Regions from separate parts of the Homo sapiens genome. Here region 1 is linked to region 2. Evidence: read pairs that join two places in POLR2A ChIA-PET (ENCODE). Cell type or tissue: Caco-2. All regions are shown on one strand. Each heading gives the region's core, and the rest is flanking DNA. Links, peaks and the distances in the headings are about the cores only. Region 1 overlaps COL24A1 (collagen type XXIV alpha 1 chain). Region 2 overlaps DDAH1 (dimethylarginine dimethylaminohydrolase 1).

Region 1 (10,664 bases), core at 1,759-9,758, 560 kb before region 2:
TCTATCAGTAATTGAGAGACCCAGCAGGCAGAAAATTAGTCAAGAGAGAGTTAGTACCGTAAGTCAACTAGATCTAATTTACATTTATAAAATATGTTATCCAACAACAGTAGAATGCACATGCTTCACAAACTGACATGGAACACTCACCAAGATAGACCAAATTCTGGGCCATAAAACACCTTAACAAATTTTTTTATTCGTGTGTTTTTTGTTTTTTGTTTTTTGTTTTTTGAGACGGAGTCTTGCTCTGTCGCCCAGGCTGGAGTGCAGTGGCCGATCTCGGCTCACTGCAAGCTCCGCCTCCCGGGTTCGCGCCATTCTCCTTCCTCAGCCTCTCCAAGTAGCTGGGACTACAGGCGCCCGCCACCATGCCCGGCTAATTTTTTGTATTTTTAGTAGAGACGGGTTTCACCGTGGTCTCGATCTCCTGACCTCGTGAACCGCCCGCCTCAGCCTCCCAAAGTGCTGGGATTACAAGCGTGAGCCACTGCGCCCGGCCAACAACAAATTTAAAAGACTAGACATCATACAATGTTTGCTCTCACACCACAGTAACAGAAAATGGCTGGAAAATCCCAAAACATTTGGAGATTAAATAATACACTTTTAATAACTTATTGGTCAAAGAAGGAGTTTCAGGAATAATTTAAAAATATTTTGAACTAAATGAAAATATAGTTTGTCAAAATTCGTGGGATGCAGTGCCTAGAGGGAAATTTATAGCACTGAATAAGAGGAAAGAAGAAATACTTAAGATTAGTAATCTAAGCTTCCATCCTAGGAAACTATAAAAGAAAAGCAAATTAAATACAAAGTAAGCAGAAGAAAATAAGTAATAAAAATCAGCAGAAATCAGTGAAATTGAAAACAGGAAAACAATAGAGAACATCAATGCAACCAAAATTAATCAACCTCAGGCCAGGCTAACCAAGGGGAAAAAAAGGAGAAAATACAAATTACTAATATCAGAAGTGAAAGAGAGGCCATCACTACTGATCTCATTAACATTAAAATGACAATAAATGGATATTATGAGCAATTCTATTTTCACAAATTTTTTTTTCTGTTTTGAGACAGAGTCTCGTTCTGTCACCCAGGCTGGAATGCAGTGGCGTGATCTCAGCTCACTGCAACCTCCACCTCCTGGGTTCAAGTGATTCTCCTGCCTCAGCCTCCTGGGTAGCTGGGATTACAGGTGCGTACCACCACACCTGGCTAATTTTTTTTTTTTTGTATTTTTAGTAGAAATGGGGTTTCACCAGGTTGGTCAGGCTGGTCTCAAACTCCTGACCTCGTGATCGGCCCGCCTCGGCCTCCCAATATTTCCACAAATTTGATAACTTAAATGAAATAGACCAATTCCTTAAAAGACGTATTTTACCAAAACTCATATAAACAGAAAGGGATAACCTGAATAGGTTTGATTTGATTTGATTTGATTTGATTTGATATCCATCAATATCTTCCTCAACCTGTATTGATAAAGAAATAGAATCAATCACTAATAACCTTCTAAAACAGAAAGTACTGGTTCCAGGTTATCTCATTGGTGAATTCAACTAAACATTTAAAGAACATATGATACCAATTATGTACAAGCTGTTCCAGAAAATAGAAACAATAGAATATTTCCTAATTATGTGAGGCCACACACATGAGGCCATTATGTGAGCATTACCTTAAAAACAAAACCAGACAAACACATCACAAGAAAACTATAGACCAATATCATTCATGAACATAGATGTAAAATCCTCAACAAAATATTAGCAAATTGAATCAAACAATGTATAAACAGAATTATGCATCATAACCCAGTGGAATTTTTTCCAGGTATACAAGGCTGGTTTAACAGTAGAATGTCAATTAATGTAATCCATCACCTCAATAAGCTAAATGAAAATGTAATATGAAAAGATGCAGAAAAATAATTTGACAAAATCCAACAACAATTCAAGATAAAAAAAAAACTCTCAAACTTGGAATAAAGGGGCACTTCCTCAGCTTTTTGAAAAACATATTTTTTAAAAAACCTTATAGCCAACATTATACTTACTGGTGAGAAAACTAGATACTTTTCTTTTAAGAACAAGGGAATAAGGAAAACATGTTCCTCCTTTGTTAAATTTTGACTCCTATTCAGCATAGTTCTGGAAGTCCTAGCTAGTGCAATAAGAAAAGAAAAGAAAAAGTATACAAATTTGGAAAGAAGAAATAAAACTGTCTTTCTTTGTATATGGCATGGCTGTCTGTGTAAAAAATCTTCAAGAACTGATTTTTTAAACTCCCGAAACTAATAAGCAGTTATAATGAGATTGTAGCATAACAGGGTATAAGTTAATATACAAAAGTCAATTGCTTTTCTATATTAACAGCAATGAGCAATTGGAATTTAAAATGAAAAACACAATACTATTTACATTAGCACCAAAAAAGAGAGAAAGAAATAGTTGTAACTCTAACAAAATATATACAAGATCTATATGAGGTAAACTTTTATCAAAGAAATTAAAGATCTACATAAATGGAAGGATATTTCATGGTTATGGGTAGAAAGACTCAATATTGTTGAGATATTAGTTCTTCACAAATGGATCTATCAAGTCAATTCAATTCTAATCAAAATCCAAGCAAGTTACATTGTAGATATTAACAGATTCTGAAGTTCCTATGGAAAGGCAAAAGACCCAGAATAGCCAATACAATATTGAAGAACAAACTTGGAGAACTGACACTGACTTCAAGATTTACTGTAAAACTACAGTAATCAAGACAGTGTGATATTGGCAAAAGAATAGACAAGTACGATTGACCCTTGAACAACACGGGTTTGAACTGCAAAGGTCCTCTTATTTGTGGATTTTCTTTCACCTCCGCTACCCCTGAGACAGTGAGAACAACCCCTTCCCTTCTTCCACCTCCTCAGCCTACTCAGCATGGAGACAATGAGGATGAAGATCTTGATGATGCTCTACTTCCACTTAAGAATACAGTATTCTTTATTCTAGCTTACTTTAAAATACAGTATACAATACATATAACATATAAAATATGTGTTAAACAGCTGCTTATGTTATTAGTAAGGCATCCAGTCAACAGTAGGCTATAAGTGGTTACATTTTGGAGGAGTCAAAAGTTGTACTCAGATTTTTAACTCTGCAGGAGGTTGGCACTGTAACCCTTATGTTGTTTTAAGTGTCGACTGTAGATCATTGGAACAGAGTGGTAAGCCCAGAAATAGAACAGTTATACTCTTTGTTCTACACAATATACACAACATATAGTCACAAATAAAATCAAGTGATCTGTGACAAAGGAGCAAAGGCAATACAATGGATAGTCTTTTCAACAAATTATGCTGGAACAAATAGATATCCACATGCAAAACGTGAATCTAGATGCAGATCTTACACCTTACACACACACACACACACACACACACACACACCCTCAAAATGAATCATAGACTTAAATGTAAAAAACAAAGCCATAAAACTCCTAAAATATAAACATAGAGAAAATCTATGTGACCTGAGGTTTGTTGATGAGTTTTTAGCTATATCACCAAAAGCACAACCCATGAAAGAAAAAACTGGTAAGTTGGACTTCATTAACATCTTTTTAAATCTGCCTTGAAAAAACACTGTTAAGAGAATGAAGAGACAGTCCACAGACTGGGAGAAAATATTTTCAAAACATATATCTGATAAAAGACTTGTATCCAAAATATAGAAAAAAAAATTAAAACTCAACAATTTTCTTTAAAAACCAGTTAAAATGTTGGCAAAAATCTGAACAGACACCACACCAAAGAAGATATAGAAATGGCATAGAAGAATGTAAAAATATGCTCAACATCATATGTCATTAGTAAATTACAAATTAAAACAATAATGACATACCACTATACATCTGTTAGAATGGCTGAAATCTAAAACTTTGATAATGCCACAGGTTGGCAAGGATGTGGAGCAACAGGAGCTCTCATTCATTGCTGGTGAGAATGCAAAATGGTACAGCCAATTTGGAAGACAGTATGGCAGTTTTTTAAGAAGCTAGGCATACTCTTAACATATGATCCAGTGATCACAATCCTTAGTGTTTACCCAAATGAGTTGAAAACTTATGTCCACACAAAAACCTGTACAAGAATGTTTATAGCAGCTTTATTTATAGGTGCAAAAAATTTGAAGCAACCAATATGAACCAATATGTCTGCTATAATTGGACCGTGTTTCCCCAAAATTCATATGTTGAAATCCCAATTCCCAAGGTAATGGTATTATAGGGCAGGATCTTTGAGGTGCTGTGCCCTCATGATTGGGAGTAGTGTCTTTGTAAAAGATGCACGAGAGAGCTAGCTCATTTCTTCTAACATGTGAGGACACAACTAGAAGGCACCATCTATGAAGCAGCAAGTGGGCCTTCACCAGACACTGAATCTGCCAGCACCTTGATCTTGGACTTTCCAGCCTCCAGAACTGTGGGAAATAAATTTGTGTGGTTTATAAGCTATTAATTTATACTATTTTGTTATAGAATCCTGAGTGAACTAAAACAATGTCCAATGAATAAATGGATAAACAAACTGTGGTATATCCATACAATGGAATATTATTCAGCATTAAAAATAAATGAGCTATCAAGCCACAAAAATGTATAAAGGAACTTTAAATGCATACTGCTAAGTTAAAGAAGTCAGTATGAAAAGGTTACATGCTGTATGATTCCAACTATATGACACTCTTGAGGGGTAAAACTGTACAGTCAGTAAAAAAAAAGATCATATATTTACTTCTTTAAGATGCAAATTTGTTTGTCACATATTTGCTAGGAATTTTAAGTAGATGAATGACTATCACATACATTAGATAAGATACCTTGTCAAAATGCTTAGCACAATATATGATACTTATGAGGTGCTTAATAAATGTTGAATGAATGAGTGCATTAAAGAATAAAAGAATGAATGCCACTCTTTTCTTTTTAATATAAGCATAGCTTAGTAAATTTATTTTAAAAACACACATGAAGCTGGGCGCAGTGGCTCATGCCTGTAATCCCGGCACTTTGGGAGGCTGAGGCAGGTGGATCACCTGAGGTCAGGAGTTCATGACCAGCCTGGTCAACATAGTGAAATCCCATCTCTACTACAAATATGAAAATTAGCCATGCGTGGTGGCAATTGCCTGTAATCCCAGCTACTTGGGAGGCAGAGGGAGGAGAATCGCTTGAACCTGGGAGGCGGAGGTTGCAGTGAGTGGAGACTGCACCATTGCACTTCAGCCTGGGCAACCAGAGTGAAACTCAGTCTCAAAAACAAAAACACACACACATACATGAATCAATTAAAGATATAATTTTGTTTATACAGAGTAAAGTAATATGCTGATAAATGTATTATGTATTTACATAATCATGTGTTATGTGTTATATTATAAAACCCATATCCAGATGAATACATTTACTGACATAGAGTAAACTTTTATTCTCATATCTTAAATTTTATTTTAATATAGGGACTGCGAGGACTGCAAGGTGATGTTGGACCTCCTGGAGAAATGGGCATGGAGGTAAATTTTTTGTGGCTAGTTCTTCTTCATAAATATTCTACTTTTTGTAAGACTCTAAGGTAAAATTAATAATTAAATATATACTATGAGGAATAATTCTATAGTATTGTTTCATATTCAGAAAAAAACTAAAATTCCATTAAAAGCAGAGATGATTATTATATGTCTAATTTTATACATATAAAGTTCTACTCTAATAATTACCTCATTGAAATGACAGAACAAAAAGTAGATAGAGCTTTCCCTTCACTGATTTAAAGTTGACTTGATAACCTTTCATCCTAAGATATTATATGCCCTGTATAGAAGAATACTGAGACATTACCCAATTTGGGATATATTTTGGAATTATAAGCCAAATTTGTTATAAATATCCAATTATTTTATTTCCATTGTTTGTAACTTTAGCACTAAATAAATCAAATTCTTTCCTTCCTTGGCTGCTGTGAAACTGCTCTCTCCTGTTGTCACTTCACCTTCTCATTAGCCTTTCTCAGTCTTGACCTGAAGTTGCCCTTTTACTTCCTTGGCTTAGTGATCATATTATCACAGTGACTTTAAGTACCAATATTACTCTGATAGCTCTCAACTTGGTAGCTGTATTTTATACCTCTCTCCTCAGATCCAATTATTGATTTCCTGTTATCTTTTTAAACATCCACCTAGATATCCCACAGACATCTACAATTCAAAATATCTAAACCAAATCCATTACTGTCCCACTGTTCTTCCTCTGTTTAATTCCCATCTCAATGAAAGATATCCCTTATACCCAATAACCCAAAACTAAGAGTCATCCTAGACTCCTTCTTCTACCTAATCCTCTCAAATCAGTGACCATTTCCTTTTGAATAGGCCTGCCCCTGCCCATTCTCTCTTAAATCTACCCTTTCCTTTTTATCCCTATTGCCAGTGTAATAGCCCCTACACTCTCATGCCATGTCTCCTCCAACTCCTATAATTCCATCTTCTACTTGTTGCCGGTTTATCATTCTTATATCATTCGTTTCCTTTAAATGTTTCAAGAGCTCTCATGGCCTTTAGGATAAAATGCCAATTTCTTAACATGATAAGTAATGGTTTACATGATTTAATTTCTGCAGACCTGTTCACCCGTGTCCCCAATAAAACTCTTCTCTTCCCTAAAGGGAAGGGAGGGGCACACATAGCATGTTTATAAATAAGGTAAATATCTCTTGGAGACAAAAATAGTTGTAACATCAAGCAATAGTAGGAACTTTAGGCCTGGAAATAGCCAGAGGTTGCAAGAACTTCTATGTTCTCAAAGTAAAGAAAACTGAAAGCTTCCCAACAAAAATGGACCCACCATGAAAGAAGGCTGGAAAAGAAGCTCTGTGTGTGTGTGTGTGTGTGTGTGTGTGTGTGTGTGTGTGTGTGTGTGTGTCTTTTATAATGTGAATAAATTTATCTCTTATTTGCATGATATTTTTATGAAACCAATAAGGAAAAGTGAATTTTTTAAGTAAGTAGATTCCTGAAGGCACTACAGAAAGGGAAAGGAAGAACAAATCCCTTTAGATGAGGTTTAAAGGATGAGAGAAAGGATTAGAAGAAATGGATCTTAAAAGTCCTAATTTTAGACGAAGTTGTCTTGACATTTAAACAATTAAAGGGTGTCAGAAAGAATCTGCTCTTATGCTATGAAGTTTATAAAGGGACAGCAATTATGCCCTTTTGGACACAGGTATCTCACCCTTGAGTTCAGTGTTACCACCATCTTCTCATGAGATTGCTATTGCCTTTGTAATGTGTTAAATTATTCTCTTGTAGGGACCTCCAGGCACTGAGGGAGAGTCTGGTCTGCAAGGTGAACCAGGTGCAAAGGTAACCTTCTAAAAAATAAAGGAGAATCTCTAAACTTTCACCATTGAACCCCCTACATTTGCTACCATTGAATCCCCTATATTTGCTAACTTGAAAGCAGGTGGAAGCCCCCAGATAAAAACAGGAAATGTTTTGGAACTCCTATTCCTTATGACAGCAGTCCCCAACCTATTTGGCTGGCACCAGGGACAAGTTTCATGGAAGACAGTTTTTCCACAGATGGAAGCAGAGCAGGGGATGGTTTCAGGATGAAACTGTCCTACCTCGGATCATCAAGCATTAGATTCTCATAAGGACTGAGCAACCCAGATCCCTCGAATGCACAGTTGACAATAGGGTTCGTGTTTCTATGAGAATCTAATGCTGCCACTGATCTGACAGGAGGTGGAGCTCAGACAGTAATGCTGGCTCACCAGCTGCTCACCTGCTGTTTTGCAGCCCATTTCCTAACAGGCCTTGGACAGGTACCCTCTACGGCCCAGGCGTTGGGGAACTGTGCCGTATGGCATGCCCTCCATAATTAGCCATGCAGTCTTAGTAGAAAAGAGTTTAATCTTTCCCTTTGTTTCTTCAGGGAGATGTTGGAACTGCTGGCAGTGTTGGAGGAACTGGGGAACCAGGTTTACGGGTGAGTGCCCCCTTGAAACTCTTTTAATACACTAACCCACTTCTTTCAGAGGCTCAAAACTTATTATTCGAAACACTCAAAAAATTGGATAATAAACCTTTCTGATACATTATAGAAAATGTTTGGTTTCATTTCATACTTTCAAAAGCTGCATCCCAAACCTTGTCCCTATTCTAATTTAGTAGTATTTACAGTCTTAACCTCATATGTCCTTTTCTCAAAATCAGGTATACTTTGCAGAACCCTTACCAAAAATGTGGAGTCACTGTGATTGTCACTAATGTTAGCATTAAGAAGAAATTCACAAATACCAGTGAACAACTCTCAGAATAGTTCCTGACCTAACAAGATTGAAATCTAATTTATAGATTTAACTTGCTCTAAAAAAAAACCAAACCTATGATCATGCAAAGTTAACAAGATGCAAGGACATAATTGTAAATTGTTGCAATTAGATAGCTTTGAGACGTTATGCTAATATAGACAGCCTTTATTTTGAGCTGTGGTAAGGAGTTTTTTCCTAAGATAATAGGGCCCAAGATAATTTTAACAGACATTTATTCACTAAAAGGCAAAGTAGGGAGATATATTTTGCATCTGGCTTCTTCCTTTTTACTTTCTCTTTTTTGGGTGGGGTGGGGTGAATGGGAAAGATGGAGCAACTATAAATATGCACTAATTAATTTACTTTTAAATAATTTTAGTATCAAGAGAGCCAGTCCTACTTTAATAGCTTCATAAAGTATGGCTCTACATTTCTGCAAGTTCCATATCTAAAAGACAACTAATTAATGTACCGGAGCCTTAGTCTTTTTTTTTTATGTATTTTAAGTTCTAGGGTACATGTGCACAACGTGCAGGTTTGTTACATATGTATACATGTGCCATGTTGGTGTGCTGCACCCATTAACTTCTCATTTACATTAGATATATCTCCTAATGCTATCCCTTCCCCCTCCCCTACCCCACGACAGTGTGTGATGTTCCCCTTCCTGTGTCCAAGTGTTCTCATTGTTTATTTCCCACCTATAAGTGAGAACATGCAGTGTTTGGTATTTTCTCCTTGTGATAATTTGCTGAGAATGATGGTTTCCAGCTTCATCCATGTCCCAACAAAGAACATGAACTCATCCTTTTTTATGGCTGCATAGTATTCCATGGTGTATATGTGCCACATTTTCTTAATCCAGTCTATCATTGATGGACATTTGGGTTGGTTCCAAGTCTTTGCTATAGTGAATAGTGCCACAATAAACATACATGTGCATGTGTCTTTATAGCAGCATGATTTATAATCCTTTGGGTATACACCCAGTAATGGGATTGCTGGGTCAAATGGTATTTCTAATTCTAGATCCTTGAGGAATCGCCACACTGTCTTCCACAATGGTTGAACTAGTTTACAGTCCCACCAACAGTGTAAAAGTGTTCCTATTTCTACACATCCTCCTCTCCAGCATTTGTTGTTTCCTGACTTTTTAATGATCGCCATTCTAACTGGTGTGAGATGGTATCTCATTGTGGTTTTGATTTGCATTTCTCTGATGGCCAGTGATGATGAGCATTTTTTCATGTGTCTGTTGGCTGCATAAATGTCTTCTTTTGAGAAGTGTCTGTTCATATCCTTCACCCACTTGTTGATGGGCTTGTTTTTTTCTTGTAAGTTTGTTTGAGTTCTTTGTAGATTCTGGATATTAGCCCTTTGAAAGATGGGTAGATTGCAAAAATTTTCTCCCATTCTGTAGGTTGCCTGTTCACTCTGATGGTAGTTTCTTTTTCTGTGCAGAAGCTCTTTAGTTTAATTAGATCCCATTTGTCAATTTTGGCTTTTGTTGCCATTGCTTTTTGTGTTTTAGACATGAAGTCCTTGCCCATGCCTATGTCCTGAATGGTAATGCCTAGGTTTTCTTCTAGGGTTTTTATGGTTTTAAGTGTAACATTTAAGTCTTTAATCCATCTTGAATTAATTTTTGTATAAGGTGTAAGAAAGGGATCCGTTTTCAGCTTTCTACATATGGCTAGCCAGTTTTCTTAACACCATTTACTAAATAGGGAATCCTTTCCCTATTTCTTGTTTTTGTCAGGTTTGTCAAAGATCAGATGGTTGTAGAGATGTGGTGTTATTTCTGAGGGCTCTGTTCTGTTCCATTGGTATATATCTCTGTTTTGGTACCAGCTGTTTTGGTTACAGTAGCCTTCTGGTATAGTTTGAAGTCAGGTAGTGTGATGCCTCCAGCTTTGTTCTTTTGGCTTAGGATTGTCTTGGTAATGCAGGCTCTTTTTTGTTTCCATATGAACTTTAAAGTAGTTTTTTCCAATTCTGTGAAGAAAGTCATTGGTAGCTTGATGGGGATGGTATTGAATCTATAAACTACCTTGGGCAATATGGCCATTTTGACAATATTGATTCTTCCTATCCATGAGCATGGAATGTTCTTCCATTTGTTTGTGTCCTCTTTTATTTCGTTGAGCAGTGGTTTGTAGTTCTCCTTGAAGAGGTCCTTCACATCCCTTGTAAGCTGGATTCCTAGGTATTTTATTCTCTTTGAAGCAATTGTGAATGGGAGTTCACTCATGATTTGGCTGTTTGTCTGTTATTGGTGTATAAGAATGCT
Region 2 (10,664 bases), core at 1,815-9,814:
CTTATTGTAATATAATTATCTATTTTTCTGTCAGTTTCCTCCACTAAACTGTAATCTTGGAAAACTGGGTCTGTGACCTGTTCATCTGTATGTCTCAGCCTTTCATACAGTGCATAAGCTCATCCCCATTCCTGATGTTTCATTCCATGTGAAGGGTATTCCATTATGGGATTGCTCTTGGCCTCTCTCCACCCTTGACATATTCCACACTAGAAGTGAATGATTTACCTGACTGGTGAGTCAGGAAGGGCTTACTATGTGCCACTCTTAGGAATGAATTTTCTACAGGAAGCATGCTGTCTCTCTTCTGCTTTTCATACCATAAATCTTACTATCCAGTGCCCCCATGACTGAGTGGGCATGTCTGCCTAGTAATATGAAGCACATTTCCATACAAACACTGAAAAGTAAAAGTAAATGGGACCATAAAGGTAGATTAGAACCAGATTGTGGAAAAGATCATGTTATACCTTCCTAGCATGATATTTCAGCAGATTCCTTAAAACTGTATGGATATTGATAAAGAGTAGAAAGAGTCTACATGACTAAACCCCAAATAATATTTGTTTTTGTGGGTTTTTAATTTGGATATTCTTGTTGTTAGGGGGAGGAGTGTTGTTTTTTGATAGTTTTGATTATGTTGAGGAGGTAAGGATGAGGTATCAATATTTTAAATTTTGTGCAGAGTTCATTTTTGTGTTGTTTTTAAAGTTATTTTATGCTAGGATACTAATAAGTTCATCATTTGAAGAACAGACCTGCCAAGTAGGTTTTTTTTTTTTTCTCTCCAGTTGTGGTCCAGGGAACCTCTGCCTCAAAATTATCTGTAGGGCTTCAAAATGCAAAATTCCTATGCCTCACCCAAAATCTGCCAAACCAGCTTTCCCTAAGGGTGAGGCCTGGGAATATGATTTTCTTATTCTCCCCAGGTGGCTTTTATGCTCATTGTATTAAGGCCATCACCTGCCAATGAACAGGTGAATTCAGTTTAAAAGTATGTGGAAGAGCAAAGCGTGTGTGTGTGCGCGCGCGCGCGCACGCACGTGCATGCACACACGTGTGGTGTTACTGATTAATCAGATTCACATTATTGACTATTCTGATTACTGGTATGGCCCTTCTTTCCTATAGAGGAGGCAGCCCTGCTTACTCAGCCAAAGATATCAAAACCCCTGCTGGGCCTTACATGTGGCCATTTTGCATCTTACTGATAAGTCTTACGAACAAAGACTAGAAAAATAATAGACGGTTTTAAAACCTTAAAAGAAAAGAGAGACAAACACATACTTTTAAAGAGCAACAAAAACCCTTGCAATTCTTCCAAAGACTCATAGCTTAATCAAGTTTTCCTTTTCTGGTTCTAAGTGACTGGAGGTAATAGATGGGAATTTGAACAGAGGAACAGCCTAAAGTGTCAGTTCCAAGCTTGTATCCTACCACACTGCCTTCCTTCTGTTTGAAAGTGTGGGGAGTTACTCTTCTTAGGCCTGCTTTGTTTCTCTTTATAGATCATGCAACAGATGAGTGACCACCGCTACGACAAACTCACTGTGCCTGATGACATAGCAGCAAACTGTATATATCTAAATATCCCCAACAAAGGGCACGTCTTGCTGCACCGAACCCCGGAAGAGTATCCAGAAAGTGCAAAGGTAAAAAAATATCCCTTCTGACCACTGCAGCTGGGTCAGCCTCCCTGGGGATTTTTTCATAAAGGAGTGACCAATAGGAGCCTCCTTTTCCTGTATACATATCAAACAATTAAGAAAAGAAAGGATAATACAATTTAGGGCACAAGGAAAATGTGTTTCACTTTTCTCATTCATGTCATTGCTCACTAATGCATGCATAGTAATTGAGATGATCATGCCGGGTATTCAAGGCTTTTCAAATAAATACTCAGATTTTCAAATAAGTAGTCACCCAAGTCTATGCCCCAGCTCTGATTAAATGTACTTTCCCACCCTCAGATACTCATTAAGCATAAAGACCTACAATTAGATGGTCAACGGTATCGCTGTTTTCTGACAGATCTGAGCTGTCCCTCAGAAAAGGGCAGCTTTTCTTTTTATTTCTTTTTATTTTTTTATTTATTATTATTATTATTATTATTATTATTTTTGAGACAGGGTCTCACTCTGTTACCCAGGCTGGAGTGCTGCGGCACGATCTTGGCTCACTGCAACCCCACCTCCCGGGCTCAAGAGATCCTCCCACCTCAGCCTCCTGAGTAGCTGGGACTACATGCATATACCACCACAACCTGGCTAATTTTTGTATTTTTAATAGAGATGGGGTTTCATTATATTGCCCAGGCCGGTATCAAATTCGTGAGCTCAAGCAGTCTGCCCGCCTGGGCCTCCTAAAGTGCTGGAATGACAGGCATGAGCCACCATGCCCAGTCCTTTTTTTTTTTTTTTTTTGAGACAGGATCTTGCTCTGTTGCCAAGTCTGGAGTGCAGTGGCATAATCATGTCTCACTGCAGCCTCAAATTCCTGGGCTGAGCAATCCTCCTACCTCAGCCTCCCGAGTAGCTGGGACTACAAGCATGCACCATTATACCTGGCTAATTTTTTATTTTTTGTAGAGACGGGGTCTCCTTATGTTGCCCAAGCTAGTCTCAAACTCCTGGGCTTAAAGGATCCTCCCACTTCAGCCTCCCAAAGTGCACAGGCATGAGCCACCACACCTGGCCATTTGTTTCTTTAGGTAGAGGAGTATGAATGACCCAGAGTGGTGGGTGTTCATTGTCAGGGCTGCAGAAAGAAGAAACTGCCCGTGCTAGGTAGCAAAAAGCTCTTCATTGAAAAGATAGAGCAGGTAGTAATATGGTACACTCGAAATCAGCCAACTGGTCGCTCCAGGAGTCTCTGTGTTTGTGTTCCAATAAGGGAGCTCTCTCTGGATCTGGAATGCTTTTCCTGGTCTAAGAAAATCTCCCTTGTTTTTCAGCATACTCTGCCAGTCTCATCTATATACTTTAGTAATTTCGATTTTACCCTACCAAGCAAACATAACAGTGCTCGTCCATAGATTCTTCAAGTGTCCATATCTTCTAGGCACTCAGCATCTCATCTCTGCCCGGAGGAACAAGATATTTATACTATGCATTACAGAAGAGCCTTTAGTAATCATTGATCTTTTTTTTTTGTCTTAAGCTTCGCAAATATTAGAAAATATTTTATACTACCTTTTAAATATGCAATATGATATAATTACTAGGTTCACTCTCTAATCACAGCCTCTTTCTGAGCAGATAAAAAGAAAAAGGTGAGGGAATACATAGATAATTTTTTCTATTTCCATGGCTGAAAGTGTGAACCTGAGGAAAATAGAGTACTCCTGACCCAGAACTGGGGCTTACCCAGCTCTTAGATGAGTAATGGATCTCATACTTTAATGCACATCAGGGTTGCTAAAAATGCAAGTTCCTGGACCCCCACCCTAGAATCTGCAATATCAACAAGCACCCAGTCACAGAACTCACTTTGAGAAATACAGGTCTGAATCATTCATCCCTCTTTAGCCACATTGATCATCTGACCTACCAGATGATTATTCACTGCCCCCCTGATTCAGCCGTTTGTCTCTCAAAAATAACAATAGTATTAATAATATCCCTGTTTACTGAGGGCTTCCCCGGTGCCAGGCAGGGTGCCAGGCATCCCAGGTGTATTATCTTATTCAGTCCTTGTAACAGCCCTATGGGGGCAACATTACTATTCCAATATTACAGAGAAGTAAACCGAGGCTCAGAGGGAATGTCACTTCACTGAAATAATTCTTTAAGTAGTAGGTTGACAGAACTGGGTTTGGGACCCTACTCTGGCTCCAACACTCTTAATTAACCACTGTGCTGAATTTTAAGAAACGCAGTGCTTCCTAAAGAAGCACAGGAGATTGTTATTAGGCAGTACACTTTCAAGTGATTCTGTTTTTAAAAATATGCTTTGTTTGATCATCACAGAACAATCTATGAACTGTTAATTGAAGTTTTGACATATGCTTTCTATTAGTGTCAAAAGATGCTAATAAAATTCATACCTGTAATTTAAAAGCAGTTTAACCTGAAATACTTAAGTTATATCTTGTCAAATTTTTCCAGCAGTGTTGGTAAGAAAATAAACCTAAAGTATAGTTGAGAGGGTTTTAAACTGTGAAGAGAAGGCCTAGTGTGGTGGCTTATGCCTGTTTAATACCAGCACTTTGGAAGGCCAAGGCAGGATGATCACTTGAGCCCAGGAACCCAAGACCAGCCCTGGCAAAATAGTGAGACCCTGTCTCCACAGAAAATAAAAAATAAAAATTAGCCAGGGATAGTGGTGTGTATCTGTTGTTTGTCCCAGGTACTTAGGAGGCTGAGGTGGGAGGATCACTTGAGCCTGGGAAGTTGAGGCTGCAGTGAGCCATGGTCGCGCCACTGTACACCAACCTGGACGACAGAGCAAGACCCTGTCTCCAAAAATATATAAATAAATAAAAATAAAGTGTGAAGAGAAAGTAATATTCAGACTGACACATGGTCACCAACTTCCATGTACCACTTAATCTAGCAATGACAATGGCAGAGTAAAGGCATCTCTAGCAAAACCACATTTCTGACACATCTTTGGCCTTGAGGTTAAAGCACAGGGCTAGTGGTTAACCAGTTCCCACCAGCTCTATAGGGATGACTGTGGGCATGTGTGTGGTTGAGACTGCCTGTGTGTCTTGGGATTAAATGAATGAAAAGCCTAGATGTACAAATCAAATTGATTCTCCACTTCTGAGGATGGTAAAACATAATCCTTCTTTTCTTCCTTTTCCTTGATTCCCACTGTAGGTTTATGAGAAACTGAAGGACCATATGCTGATCCCCGTGAGCATGTCTGAACTGGAAAAGGTGGATGGGCTGCTCACCTGCTGCTCAGTTTTAATTAACAAGAAAGTAGACTCCTGAGCTGCAGAGTCCCCCCCGGTAGCCGGCAAGACCGCACAGGCAAGGCCGATGACTCTGTGCCCACTCCTGTTGTTTTCCTTGACAATCTACTGTGCCACTGTGCTACTAACTCTTGTTTACAAAATTTGATTCTAAGTTGAATTGCTTCATTCAACACCCCCACCCTCCCTCCCCTCGAGGTGGTACCTAAGCTGTGGATTTGCTAAATGAATTAAGCAACCTAGAAGATACAGAGCTAATGAATTATCAAAATGTGATTAATCCCAGTAAGGAAACACTCATTTAGTGTCTGTATTTTTGGTGTGAAAATTATTTAGTTGCCAGTATATTCTGAAGAATGTCTTCTTGATCAGTCAGATAAGCTTGCTTTTTTTTTTTTTTTTTTTCATGAATCATGTTTGGTTCCTGTGAAAGTCCCTGGTCCAGGGATCCTCCTCCTTTCTCTTTTACTTCTGAATTCTGAAATTCAGTTAGTTACTTTTGCCTTTCGCTCTTCTATCACAGCCACCTTGACCTTGGGTAAAACCCAAGGTCTTTCCTTCTGGCTACCTTCCTGCAGGTCCACCCTGTCTGCCATTGGTCTCCTCTGCCTCTGACTACATCTGCCACCAACAACCCTCCCCTCACCCCTGCCAGGGGCAGACAGGCTTCTCAGCAGAACTGTGACTGAAATCAGAGCTGCTGTCTGGGGCAGTGTTAACTACACAGAGGCACATCCTGACAGGGTTTGCCCCAGAGATCTAAATTCCAGAAGGAGGGCACCACACCTAGGAAGGTAAATCCAGTATCAGAAGGTTGCTAAAAGATTAAAGATCAAGAAGCTTGGAAACATCCCATGGGTACAATGTCTTAGAAAGTCTTTAAGTCACATACCATGAATTTTTGCTTCATTACTGACCATATATGACCTTGGAGGAACTCTTTTTTTTTTTTCCTTCTACTCATTTCTGTTTCCACCTACCCTGACTCACCGTATTTCCAGTCTTCTACCCCTGCAGTTATCCTAGTCCAGCAAAGTCATTTCTTTCAAAAGAGACATCATGTCTGAAAATAATTACTGGTAGTCTAATATGAGCCAGAGTAAACAGCTCCTCATGGTCAATGAACATGTTCAGGAAGCGATCACCTTGATGCTTGAACCCAACCCCAGACAGTGGACAATTCTACTTTGAAATATCCGTGAATATTTACTGTGGGATCCAATTTAAACTTCTTTCTTCTCTAGCCTTTAAATTACACAACTTTGAACTGACACGGATCTCTTACAAAGAACAATGCGGCACTGAAGGAAGAGATGATTCCTTTACTCAAACCTGCAGGAATCAGCCTATTAACAGGCAGGGGAAACGGTACTTTCCAATGAATGGTAACTGATCCAGGCACATTATCACACTTCCTAGTCATCTCCACCTTTCCTGTATTGCCTGTGGCTTGTTGTTTAAGATTAAGAATCAAAGAGATTAAGAAGTATCACTTCAAATCTTGCTCTGCTCACTTCTATGTTTGCAGTCAAATTATTCCTTATGTTGGTGACCTAAAGAGAATTACTTTCATTCATTTCATTTCCCCCGTAGCAGATGGAAGGAGAAACCTCTGAGAAAATGAAAACATCCTTAACCACTATCTTTCCCTTTTATTTGATTATTTTATGTCAGAAATTTGCAAAAGTTTTTTTCTCCTCCTTCTCTTCCTTGTTGCTTAACTTTTTAATTCATGCCATATGCAGATATCCAATTATGTGCATCCTGTGAATAAACCACGTCTTGGTCACTGTCATATTTTGAACCATCTCATCAGAGATGAATAATATCTTTTTACCAGAGAGAGAACGAATGTTAGCCACATGCCCAAGTTAACAAAGAAAAAATGTTCTCAAGGTTGTCCTTTTGGGTTAAATCTGGCCCTTCCTTGGCAAAAGCAAAAATTCTCCCTGTGAGAGCTCAACATCTCAAATACAACCACAGGAAAAATGGCCCAATCTGCCAGTTTAGGCTTACCAGCATATAATTTTTAATATCTTTACTTCTATCATCCCAAATCAAAGAACTCTTCTCTATTATGTTTAATCAATTGCAAGCAAATAGATTTTTCTTTGTAACAATTTGTTCTGCAGAAGGCTGTTTTTCACTTTTCCTTTCTTTTGCTTCTTTCTGTCTTTCCTTCTCTTTTGTCTGGAGAAATCACTTAGACTCTGTGTGCCTCTTCTACATTGCATTCTGCTCTGCTATGTTACCTGCTAGGCTGGCTTCTTTGGACTCCCTATATGATTGATGATGTGAAAACCTAAATTACTTGCAGCATAGTATTACTTCTTTGATGTTCTCATTAGCATAATGTTATTTTTGAAAAGGAAAGATACTATCACATAAGTTTTCCTCATCTGTTGTGATATACACCAATGGATAAACTAACGGAAACTGCTTTTTGACATTAAAAGACAGGAGAAATTATATTTAACTAAGTAAAAGTTAAGTCAGAATTACTTGGGTGATGTGATTCAATTTAGTTAAAGGATGATATAGAGAAAATACATTATTTAGCATTATTTCTTCAGCTATAATGAATTGCTATAGAAATCAGGCAGATCTTTCTAATGTGTATTGATTGGTCTTTTCAGCTACTCTGAACAGATTACTAAGGCCATCTCCTCATCTCTAAGGGAGAAAAATAGTCTGTAGATGAATAATGTAAGGTAAAGAGTTGCATGTCAGTCTTTGTAATTATTTACACTTTAACTTTCTCCAGAACTCAGACATGATTTCAACATGGTGTTAGATTTGTGCATTTTATTTTCCTGACCACCTCATTCCAGCCAATGTATGGTTATCCACTCTGTGTGCCAAAACCAATCATGCCTTTCACGGCCCTTTAGTTCAGAGAAGTTCTGCACTGATTTTTAGTCTCTTGATGTCTCAATCTTACATGTATACCAATCACAATGGAATAAAGTGTTGAGTTGTACTGTGATCAACAGTGTATGTCTCTTTTCTTTGCAACAGAAACTGCCATGGGGAATGAAGTCATCATTTCTTTGCTGTCAGTCATGGGATATTTTCTCTCTTGTCCCTTAGGCTATGAACTTAGAAAAATACCATACCTGTAAATCAATTGCCATCAAAGCTTGGGTTAAAATAATATTTGAAGTGATACTTCATACTTCAGGCACTTAAAAAGTGTGCATAGTATGTACACCAGGTCAGGAGAGCTTGAGTTCCCCTGTGCCTCTCCTCAAAACGGCGTCCCTTCATCCCTTTCACTGTTAACCATATTCAGCACATAGTCAGTTATGTGGTTCAGTTATGGAGGCAGGTAAATGATTTTTTTATTTGCTCATTCATACAAGAGTTTGTTTTTGTTATATAGTAAGCATCTTTTAGCAAATTTGAAGGTTTTTTTAAATGAGGCTTTTTTCAACAAGTTTTTTCAATCTGTATTGTTTTCTTTCAATGATTGTAAAAATAACTGCTTACTGTTAAAATCCAAGCAACACAAAAAACTAAGTAAATTTAAAAACTACCCCACAATTTTATCACCCAGAGATAACTATTATTAACATTTCAGAGAATAATCACAGATCTGTAAATAGATAGCAGTATAAATATGCAATAATTTTACATAATCATGCTGTTCTGTAGTCTGCTTCCTTCGACTTAGCAATATTGTTGGCCGCTTTCCATCTCAACAAATGTAGATCTACATCATCAGTTTTAACAGCCCTGAATATTCTACAACACGGTTATTCAAGCAGCTCGTTCTAAATTATACATAGTGTTATGTCACAGATAGTCAATATGCCCACATTGCTATTAGCCAGGGGTCTTCAGTCTATCAAAAATGCACCGCTTCTAAGCTTTCACCCAGCCCCAGAGCTAGTTCATGTGGCATATTTTTATCATAACTGAATGAGCTGTGTGAATGCTCATCAGATGCAAAGACCAGTTCTAAAATTCCTTGGGGATGTCATTGATTTAATCACACCTTCTCAGTTGGTGTTGCATTGATTATCTCTGCATTATTTAGATTGTCACTGGCAATGATGCTAAAAAATGCCAAATGCCACCTTGCAAACCTACTGTGGGTCCCAGTCGGAAATGGAGCCCTCCACCTCAGTGCCAGATATACTGCTCCTCCAGAGGAGAAAGGGAGATACTTCTTAAAGGAAGAGTTGGCAGGGGTTCCCTGACTGACCTTCCTCCCCACCTCTGAAAGAATAAGGGGAGAGGAAACAGAAAAATACCCTCCGTAGCAAGCTATAGATTCTGGAAGTGGGAATTCTGCTCACTGAAGAATGCTGGTCATCAACGATTTTAGACGAGTGAGCACGTGTTTAACAAGTGCCCGTACTCTGCCAGGCTCTGGAGTACAGCTCCGATCTTTCCAGAACTGATGGTTTGGGAGAGGCAGGGAAGGACGACTACACAATTACACAAATGATTATGATACAGCAGAATGTACGAACTACAAAAGAACAATGCCGTGTCTGTTCCCAAGTCAGGGAGACCAGACATAGGAATTGGGGTTTAATCTGGGCTTGGAAGGACAGCTCTGGCTTCAATAGGTTGAGATGGGACTACAGGTTGTCTAGGCTGAGGGAGCCGCAGAAGCAAAGGCATGGAGGTGGGAGAGCATCGTGTTCACTTCAGAAGCAAGTATTTGAGCCCCTGTTACATGCCAGTTAACTTTGCTAGGCCCTGAGGATACAGTGGTGACAGTCCCTACCCTCCTGGAATGTACATGCAACAGGGAAGACTGACATTGAACAAGTTAGGGCAAGGGGAATGAACATTATTAAAGGAGAATGGGGTGCTTAGAGCAGACCATAGGGTCAAGCAAGCGGATTTATTTGGCTGAAACACAGGGTAAGTGTAAGAGCATGGTGAGACAACATTGGTTGGAACATTGAGGGCCTTGCCTGCTGAGTTAGGATATTTGGACTGAAATTGGCAGTCTGCCAGGATCCCCTGAAGACTTTTCAGTCAAGAAGTGATATTATTGGAGCTTGATCTGGCAGCATTATATAGGATGACTGGGAACTGAGAAAGACTGGTGTTTCGCCAAGCTTAATTTCTCCAAGTTTAATTTGTTATTTAAATATCTCTTCTTACCACCAAAATGGAGCCTGAAAGCCTGGCAATTAAGTCTCTTTATATTTTCTTTCCTGAAGAACAGATTAATAACACCTTCCCCTCCCAACTCCGAAGGGACATTTTCAAGGCAAATGCGATAAAAGAACTGAAGGGTTCTTTGGATGAAAGAGATAATGTAAATATCATTATCATCATCATTATACTTATTAACTCCGATCACAGCAAGCTTAGATCCCATTAAAATGTCATCTTCTATTTGAAACGTCAATCACCTACTCCAGAAATAACTCGGGATTTTCATCACGGATGCCTCTAAGCTGGCCTGACGGCTTCCGTGGTGAATTCACAGGTTTCCCTGGTAGCTGACATGGCTGTGCCACAGACATACTTGCATTAGGAAACTGTTGGCTAATCGGAATGTTCCCTGTCTCCCTTCCCCCTCCAAACCCTCATTTCTAAGTTAGTGAAAGCTAGGCCACTTATAGCACAAGATAACTGGGGTTATCAGGCTTTTAGGAGGACGGGTAAGTGCCAAATATATTACTGTCACTATAAATAAATAAAAGATTCAAACAAGTATGAACTTGGTAAAATATTGCCTGAGCTGGCGTGTGACATGAATGCCTAAAAGCAATGA

Evidence for each region. Peaks named below come from ENCODE experiments on the same cell type or tissue, not always from the same donor. Only the 100,000 strongest peaks of a DNase experiment are listed, where the experiment ranks them.
Region 1: POLR2A ChIA-PET joins it to region 2 with 6 read pairs; 2 of 35 experiments call an interaction of 5 or more read pairs at or near these places.

What each region holds. Positions count from the first base shown.
Region 1 is chr1:85,872,034-85,882,697 of GRCh38, reverse strand. It overlaps COL24A1 (collagen type XXIV alpha 1 chain), which reads left to right. Exons shown (of 60, transcript NM_152890.7): 33 at 5,523-5,576; 34 at 7,368-7,421; 35 at 7,996-8,049. Among named protein-coding and RNA genes, the nearest start is that of ZNHIT6, 170 kb to the right of the region's middle. In Caco-2, for the core only: no CTCF peak of the experiment used is centred there; no DNase peak of the experiment used is centred there.
Region 2 is chr1:85,315,728-85,326,391 of GRCh38, reverse strand. It overlaps DDAH1 (dimethylarginine dimethylaminohydrolase 1), which reads left to right. Exons shown (of 6, transcript NM_012137.4): 5 at 1,509-1,652; 6 at 4,824-7,907. The coding sequence ends at 4,940. Among named protein-coding and RNA genes, the nearest start is that of BCL10, 44 kb to the right of the region's middle. RefSeq lists an enhancer at 1,061-1,582. In Caco-2, for the core only: no CTCF peak of the experiment used is centred there; a DNase peak (open chromatin) is centred at 5,636.